Linked DNA regions of Homo sapiens: region 1 is linked to region 2. Evidence: read pairs that join two places in POLR2A ChIA-PET (ENCODE). Cell type or tissue: OCI-LY7. All regions are shown on one strand.

The links. Peaks named below come from ENCODE experiments on the same cell type or tissue, not always from the same donor. Only the 100,000 strongest peaks of a DNase experiment are listed, where the experiment ranks them.
Region 1: POLR2A ChIA-PET joins it to region 2 with 6 read pairs; 3 of 35 experiments call an interaction of 5 or more read pairs at or near these places.

Annotation. Positions count from the first base shown.
Region 1 is chr5:113,358,625-113,362,624 of GRCh38, forward strand. The region is part of intron 2 of MCC (MCC regulator of Wnt signaling pathway); the gene reads right to left. Among named protein-coding and RNA genes, the nearest start is that of TSSK1B, 74 kb to the right of the region's middle. In OCI-LY7, no CTCF peak of the experiment used is centred here; no DNase peak of the experiment used is centred here.
Region 2 is chr5:113,473,048-113,477,047 of GRCh38, forward strand. The region is part of intron 1 of MCC (MCC regulator of Wnt signaling pathway); the gene reads right to left. Among named protein-coding and RNA genes, the nearest start is that of MCC, 13 kb to the right of the region's middle. In OCI-LY7, no CTCF peak of the experiment used is centred here; no DNase peak of the experiment used is centred here; H3K4me3 peaks cover 1,240 bases; H3K27ac peaks cover 1,435 bases.

The DNA of each region.
Region 1 (4,000 bases), 110 kb before region 2:
GAAGGAAAATAATCCTTTCAATATACCAGAAGCAGCTACCTTTATGAATTTAAAGCTACCACATTGCCACAAGAAGCATGGGATAATTTTAACAAATTGGCTGCCAGGTGTCAGCTGTCCCTGTCACAGCATATTTACTATTTCTAGATAATACTGACATCAACAGAAGCAGCAGTAAATCGCTTAGTCCACAACAGAATCACCATGAGTCTTTAGTCATTTATTAATGTCAATGCTTGGTATGAAATTCAGGAACCTGATCCCCATGAGGGCCCCTAGCATCGTCCACTACAAATTACATTACTAACACAGGCCAATTGTCTTAAAATCTGTGCCTGTGGTCACAAGGAGAACTGGGTGGGAATGTACAGATAAATAGAGTCTATCTATCCTTCTCCTAAGGAAAAATAAAGAGCAATTCAAAGGACATGTCTACTAAGGGGCGGTAAATAATATTATCTCTCAGGTAGTTCCTTTGCCCTTTGTCTGTCTTCAGGAAGTGAGCTTATTAGTGTCTTATTTAGAACATATATATGTTACACATATCCTATCTAGGGCCAATGCACGGAATTTCAATGTAACATTGGGAATATAGTGGAAGATATATTTTGAAATGCAACTCCCTCTCCCCTTCCCCCACCCCAAGACTGTTGACAGGTGCTAAGAAAGAAAGAAATGAGGAAATTTTTCTTACCGAAGCATGCTTATCAACACCATCACCATTAGTGGATATTTCTAATGTCCCACTGTGCCCAAGTGAGTTCAGCAATCCTTGATGTCTTTAAGCACAGGCCTGAGAACACTTAATGGGAGATATTTTAGAGACAACTAACCCAAGGAGCAGCTGCAATAAACAGACTTTAAAATTCTCCTCCAGCTCTAGCTTCTGTTGTTCTGTTCTTCATCAAGTTTAATATAAAAGGCAAAGTGTCTGCCCTTGGGCAGTTAATAATCTGGTTAAGAAAGCACAGCTGAGGCAAGCCTCTTTAACCTTTTAAAAAAAACAATTAAAAATAATATTTGGCAGCTCATTATCTTGGTTTGTCTAAACTATGTATATTGAAGGAGATAAGCAAGAAGGTTGATTCAGGGCTGAAGAATTCAAAGGAGAGTTTGGGGAAGGAGCATTAAAATGAAGAGGTATTAAAGCAAATAAATTGACTTTCACTTCATAGAAGATAAATAGAATGTTTGGTCCTTTAGCCCCTGAAGCGGGCTGGGGAGTAGGGGTAACATCCATGGTCCATATGAGTTTAAGATTTTTTTCTTTAAGATTTGTCTCTCTTGGTTAGAAGGCAGAGATTGCATTTTGGATCAATTTATCTTTCTCTTACAAGGCATATTAATGGAAGCCATGTATTCAGTAAGCCCTTGCTAGTCACTAATTTTTAAGTGTCATAAATGGGAGACTGTGAATGGGGATGATGCTAATCTGAGCCTGCTCCCTGCCATGAAAAGCATCACATACAACCTCTCGTATGGCATGCCAATGACATTGTCATACCTCTTGGCTGAAAATCAGCCTAATCAAAATGGAAAATGCCAGGGGAAAAAATACACCAAGGGGAATAAAAAAAAAAATGATTTCGATTCCAGCTTCTTCACAAAAAACAAAATATTATCCTTTATTCATGAAAAGTTGACATTTTTCACTTAAGTTTTCTTAATGTGGTGGATTACATTGATTTTCTAATGTTAAACCAAGTTTGCATTCCAGAGACAAACTCTATATACTCTAAATCTTGTTTATATATTACTGATTTTGGTTTGCTAGTATTTTGTTTAGGATTTTTGCATCTCTTTTCCAAAGTAAAATTAGCCCATAATTTTTATTCCTAACATTGTCCTTGTTATGTTTCCATCTTAGGTTATGTGTGAGTCTGTCTGTTTTTGAATGTTAGGTAGACGTCACCAGTGAAGCTGTCTGGGCCTGGAATTTTCTTTGTGGAAAGATTTTTTAAATTACTGCTTTAATTTCACTCATAGTTATGGAACCATTCAGACTTTATACTCCTTAATGAATCAGTTTTAGTAAATTATGTTTTTCTGGAAATTCATCTATTTTATCTAAAATTTTGCAAATATTGACAGAAATCTGTTCATAATCTTTTCTTTTCAAACGTGTCTGCAGCATCTATAGCAGTCTCCTTTTTACTCCTGATATTAGTTATAATAAACCCTGACTTGGCCACCTTGCCTGCCAATGTCATTGTAGAGTTGGCTGGATGACCCAATCTTGACTCAGTTGCTACCTGTGCAAAGCAGAGGCCCCTGGATGTCCTACTCCTGCTATGTATGTATCATACTTACACAGGACATGCCCTTAGCTAGCCCAGTATGTATGGACTCAACAAGCCTAGATACTGCCAGATAATTAACAATGTCTAGGGGCTTTGCATTTCTCATTTGGGACAAGACAATTTGTGGTCCTTTCTTTTCTCCTCCAAACCTCAACCAGCAGAGCCTTCCTAGACTCCATGCTTTATTGGATTGCCTGTTTAGCAGTAAAACTCTTCTACTCAGCAATCAATCCTGGCTTTCTAATCGTCTTTTTTTTTCTTTGACGGTTATTAGTGCCTTATCTTTTTTTTACTTAACATTCTTGCCAGGAAGTTATCAATTTCATAAATCTTTAAAAAAAAAACCCATCTTCAGTCTTTATTGTACCTCTATAGTGCTTTTCTATTTTATTAATTTTTGTTCTCATCTTTATTATATTCTTTTCTGTTTTGTTTTGCTGTTCTCTTTCAAAATTCTTAGAATGGATGCTCAACTCAGCCTTTTTATTTTGTTTTCTAATATATGCATAAAAGCTATCAAATTTCTCTAAGTACTGCTTGAGTTGCATTTCAATTGATATTTACATAATCTTTCAATTCAAATTATTTTTGAATTTTCATAATTTCATCTTTGAGCCATGGGCTCTTTAAGAGTATATTTGTGATGGTTAATTTTAGGTGTCAATTTGACTGGTTAAGGGATACCCAGATAGCTGGTAAAACATTATTTCCAGGTATGCCTGTGAGGGTATTTCCAGAAGAGATTGGCATTTGAATCACTGGACTGAGTAAGGAAGATCTGCCTTCACCCAATGTGTGCAGGCACCATCCAATCAGTTGAGGGACCAGATGGAACAAAGAGAAAAGCTATATTCACTCTCTTCTGGAGCTTGTATATCCATCTTCTCCCCTGCCCTTGCACATCAAAATTCTGGGTTCTTTGGCCTTGGGACTCTTGGACTTCCACCAGCAACCCCTCTGGATCTCAGGCCTTTGGACTTGGACTGAGAGTTACACCATAGGCTCCTCTGGCTCTCAGACCTTTGGAGTCAGACTGAGCCACACCAGCAGTCTTCCTGGTTCCCCAGCTTATAGATGGCATATTGTGGGGCTTCTCAGACTCCATGAACACATGAGCCAATTCTCATATTAAATCCACCCTCATATATCTATGTCTATATATCCTATTATTTCCGTTTCTCTGGAAAGCCCTGACTAATACAATGTTCCTGAATTTCCTATCATATGGGGTTTATATTTTATTTATTTATTTTTGAAATGGAGTCTTGTTCTGTTACCCAGCTGGAGTGCTGTGGTTTCACCATGTTGGCCAGGCTGGTCTCGAACTCCTGACCTCAAGTGATCTGCCTGCCTCAGATTCCCAAAGTGCTGGGATTACAGGCATGAGCCACTGCACCTGGCTGTCTGTGTTACTTTACTTATAAATTTGTCGAGACTTGTTTTATGGCCTATACATGATAAAACTTTATGAATGTTCCATATACATTTGAAAAGAAAGCATATCTTGCAGTTGGGTGGAATGGAATTTATATGTGAATTATCTCAAGCTAATTAATTGAGTTGTTCAACTCTTGCAGATCCTTACTTTCTTTCTTTCTTTTTTTCTTTTTTTTGGGCCACCTTGTTCTAGTAGTTAACAAGAAACATGCTAATATCTCTCATAATGATTGTGGATTGGTGTATTTTTTTATAGGTGTCAA
Region 2 (4,000 bases):
GAAATTACCATAATACAAGTTAGTATTGGGTAAGTTCCTTTATTTTTATTATATTATTACTTCTAAATGTTAGTTTACTGTGACTACCCAGTAACTAACCATAGAGGGATAGCTTATGAAAAGTAGACTACAAAATATTAATTTAAGAATCTCTTTCTAACTTTTATGTACCTTGGAGTAGTCAAGATAAAACTGGCTGGGTGCAGGGGCTCACACCTGTAATCCGAGCACTTTGGGAGGACAAGACAGGAGGATCACTTGAGTACAGGAGTTTGAGACGAGCCTGGGAAACACAGTAAGACCCCATCTCTAGAAAAAATGTTTAAATTAGCTGGGCATGGGGGTGGATGCCTCTAGTTCCAGCTACTTGGAAGCCTGATGCGGGAGGGTTACTTGAGCCCAGGAGTGTGAGGCTGCTGTGGGCTATAATCACACTACTATGCTCTATCCTGGATGACAGAGCAAGACCCTTTCTCAAAACAAAAACAAAAACAAAAACAAAACAAAACAAAACAAAATACTGTGTGGGCAACTGTCCATCAACTTTTCAGTAACAACTATAATACAAAATTATGAGTAGTTTTTAGGTTTACTCCATCTCATAACCTTCACTTAGGAATTGACAAAAAATCCTAACCAAGAATTCAATGCTTTTGAAAATACTATTACTGCATGGAATTAAAGGAACTGGATAATAACAACTACAAATAAAGAGAAACTATGGATTTATCAGGGTTAGTTCATAAACAACCAGACAGCTGCCCAATAGAGACTAACTTAAACAGCATGCCTTTCCATAAGAATATGCTACCACTAAAATCCTGAGCTGGTACCTACAATCCATAAAAATCAAAGTATTTCAGGCCTGAAAAGCTGACAGAAAAAATCCCAGAAGAAGAAAATGATACTGATTAGAAAGTGATGTGAGACTTATCTAAAGTTACACGACCAGTTAGTAGCAGGGGCACTGAATTTTGGTCACACTGATCTTTTAGATTAGGTAAAATGCACCTAATATGTATTTTCAAAATATAAACTCCTCAGCTAAATTGGACAAAAAGTTGATAAACTTTTTTCTAAAAATTATCAAGCATTTGAAGTGTTTCTATTAAGAGTTGGGCACTGAGGTTACAAAGGCAAAAGAAAAGAAAGCATGGTCTCTGCCTTGAGTATGGGGAGAAAGGAAATGAAAACTATGAGAATATCCAGTGTGAGCAGTGCTGGTGTAGGAGTATGTGCAAGGTACTAGGGCATCAGGAAAGTGTCCAGAGGGGAGGAGCTATATGGAAACAGCCTAGAAAAAAATGAGAGGGTGCTCACCAGACAGGTAAGGGCGAGAGAAAGGCACTTACTGGGAGCTGCATGTGCACAGCACCGATGCTTGGAGCAGCCTGGGACGCTGCAGTGAAAGAGGAATGCAGCAAGAGATAATGCTGGAGGGGGAGTGGAGTCACCGTGCCAGACAGGCAGGGCCTTAAATTAAATGCCCCTAGAAGGAGTCTGAACTTATCTGTAAGGAACAGGCAACTGTTGAAGGATTTTAGGAAGAGCTGCCTGCTCAGTTCTGTGTTATAGAAAAATGACTTCAGTGTCAGTGCCGAGAGTCCTGGAGGGGGCAAGCCTGCAGATTAGAATACTAGGATAATAATCCTGGTTAGAGATGAAGTAGCTTAGGAAACCAAAAAGGGAGAGAGGGATAAGCCGCACTGATTTCATCCTTTGCCTATAATAAATATAAAATTGCCAACACATTTTCAGAAGAGGAAACACCTCCCCAACAATTTTATCAGTGACTTTCATCCTGTTTATTACTGTGAAGTAAAGTCAGCTTAAGACTACATCACATAAGATTGAACAAATAAAGCCCTCTCTTGAAAGCATCAACCTCTAATGTAGAATATTTTGTTAAGCTTCTCATTTCTCAGAAAGAAGTTCTGAAATTTTATAAATAAATGCAGAATTCTGATATTTAAAGGAAATGCAGCCACATCGTTATGAAAATGCTTCCCTTCACCCCATCTACTTTCTCACTTCCTTCATTTATACTACAAATTTGGACCTGTGGATGTTTTAAATAATAGACAACAGGTGTACTAAACAATGTCACTTGCCATAATATTGAATAGATGCCCAATTAACACCAACATTAAGTATAAATGCTCTTTCAAGTATCTGGTATATCACTGATGTGAATGTTTTAAATAATTAAACACAAAGCTCATCTATCTAGAATTTTCCAAGCAACAGTTTCACAAGTAAATATTCAACTGAGAGTTACATCAGACAAACATTTAATGCTTATTAGTCAATCTAGAAACTTGTTCAATTTACTTTTTCACTTTATTAGGTGACAGGGATCCAAATGTTTGAAAAAGTAATAGGTCCAAAGAGTCCTTCTACCTACCCATCTTTTTTTCTCCCATCAGTTAGAGTCATCGATAATCAATGGCATAAATTTAGTAATGACTCATTTACATATTTAAACTGGCATTTTGAAATGACAATGAGAAGCTGACAGTTAACTGTTCTCTAAGGAAATGCCCTTTCTCTCCATATGGCTTCCACTCTGAGACTAAGAATTAAAGAGATTTTTCAATTTATGGAACAAGAGAGAGTCTCTCCAGCTGAGACTCCCATGTCATTTCATTTAGAATGCAAATCTCAACATTTTAAATGTCATTCCTACTGATGCTAAGAAGGCAGTTATAAAATGAAAAATCACCCTCACCATAGAGCTTTGGTAAATTAAAAAGTAAAGGACTTTAAGACTTTAAGGGAAAATAAGTTTTCTCATGTTAGCTAGGCCGCATGTATGGTGGGAAATACCCTCAAGAAGCTATGTTACCTTAGCTCCTCACCTTAAAATGAAAATACTAATTCCTGTTGCAAAGATTACATAAAATAATGCATGGTCTGATTGTAAACTATAAAGGTTTGTGTAAACATATGCCATTATTACTTTAGACTTCCACTGATATGTTGACTCAAAATAAAAAGACTGTAAAATGATCCTGTGGGCCAGAGGAAAAATCAAAAGTACCCTGAAAAACATAGTTACTAAAAATGCACGTGAACGAATTAGTTTACAGATTCAACACAATCCTTATAAAACTCTCAGCTGTGTTTTTTGAAAAGATCGAAAACTAATCCTAAAATTCACATGAATACTCAAGGGACCAACCACAGACTAAAAACCTTGGAAAAGAAGAACAAAGTTGGACAATTCGTACTTCCCGATTTCAAAACTTAGAACACAGCAACAGTAATCAAGACAGTATGGTACTAGTATAAGGATAGGCACACAGAGCAATGGAAAGGACTTGAGAGTTCAGAAATATATTCTTACATTTATGGTCTATTGATTTTTGACAAGGGTGTCAAGAAAATGGGAAAACAGACGAGTGCTTTCAACAAATGGCTGTTGACAACTGAATATCCACATTCAAAAGAATGAAGCTGGATCCTTTCTTCACACCATACACAAAAATTAACTCAAGTGGATCATAGACTTAAATATAAGAGCTAAAACTATAAAACTCTTAGAAGAAAACATTTAAATTATTTCTGACCTTTGGTTAGACAAAGACTTTTTAGCGACAATATCAAAACACAAGCAATAAAAGGCCACAGAATGTACAATATCCATAGCAGGCAAGTCTAGAGAGGCAGCAAACTAGTGGTTGCCTAGGGCCGGAGTGGTTAGGGGAAATGAGGATGACTGCTAATGGGTACAGGGTTTCTTTTTGAGGTGATGAAACTATTCTAAAATTGGTTGCAATGATTGTTACACGACTCTGAATATATAAGACCATTGAATTGTATGCTTTAAATGGGTTAATTATGTAGTACGTCAATTATATCTCAATAAAGCTAGTTAAATATAACTTAAAGAAATGTATGTGAAAAGCCGCATTGAGTAGTGGTCATGACCTTCATTTGTTAAACATGAGTTTGAATTCAGGTCCTACTAACTGTGGAATCTTGAGCAAATAACAATAAT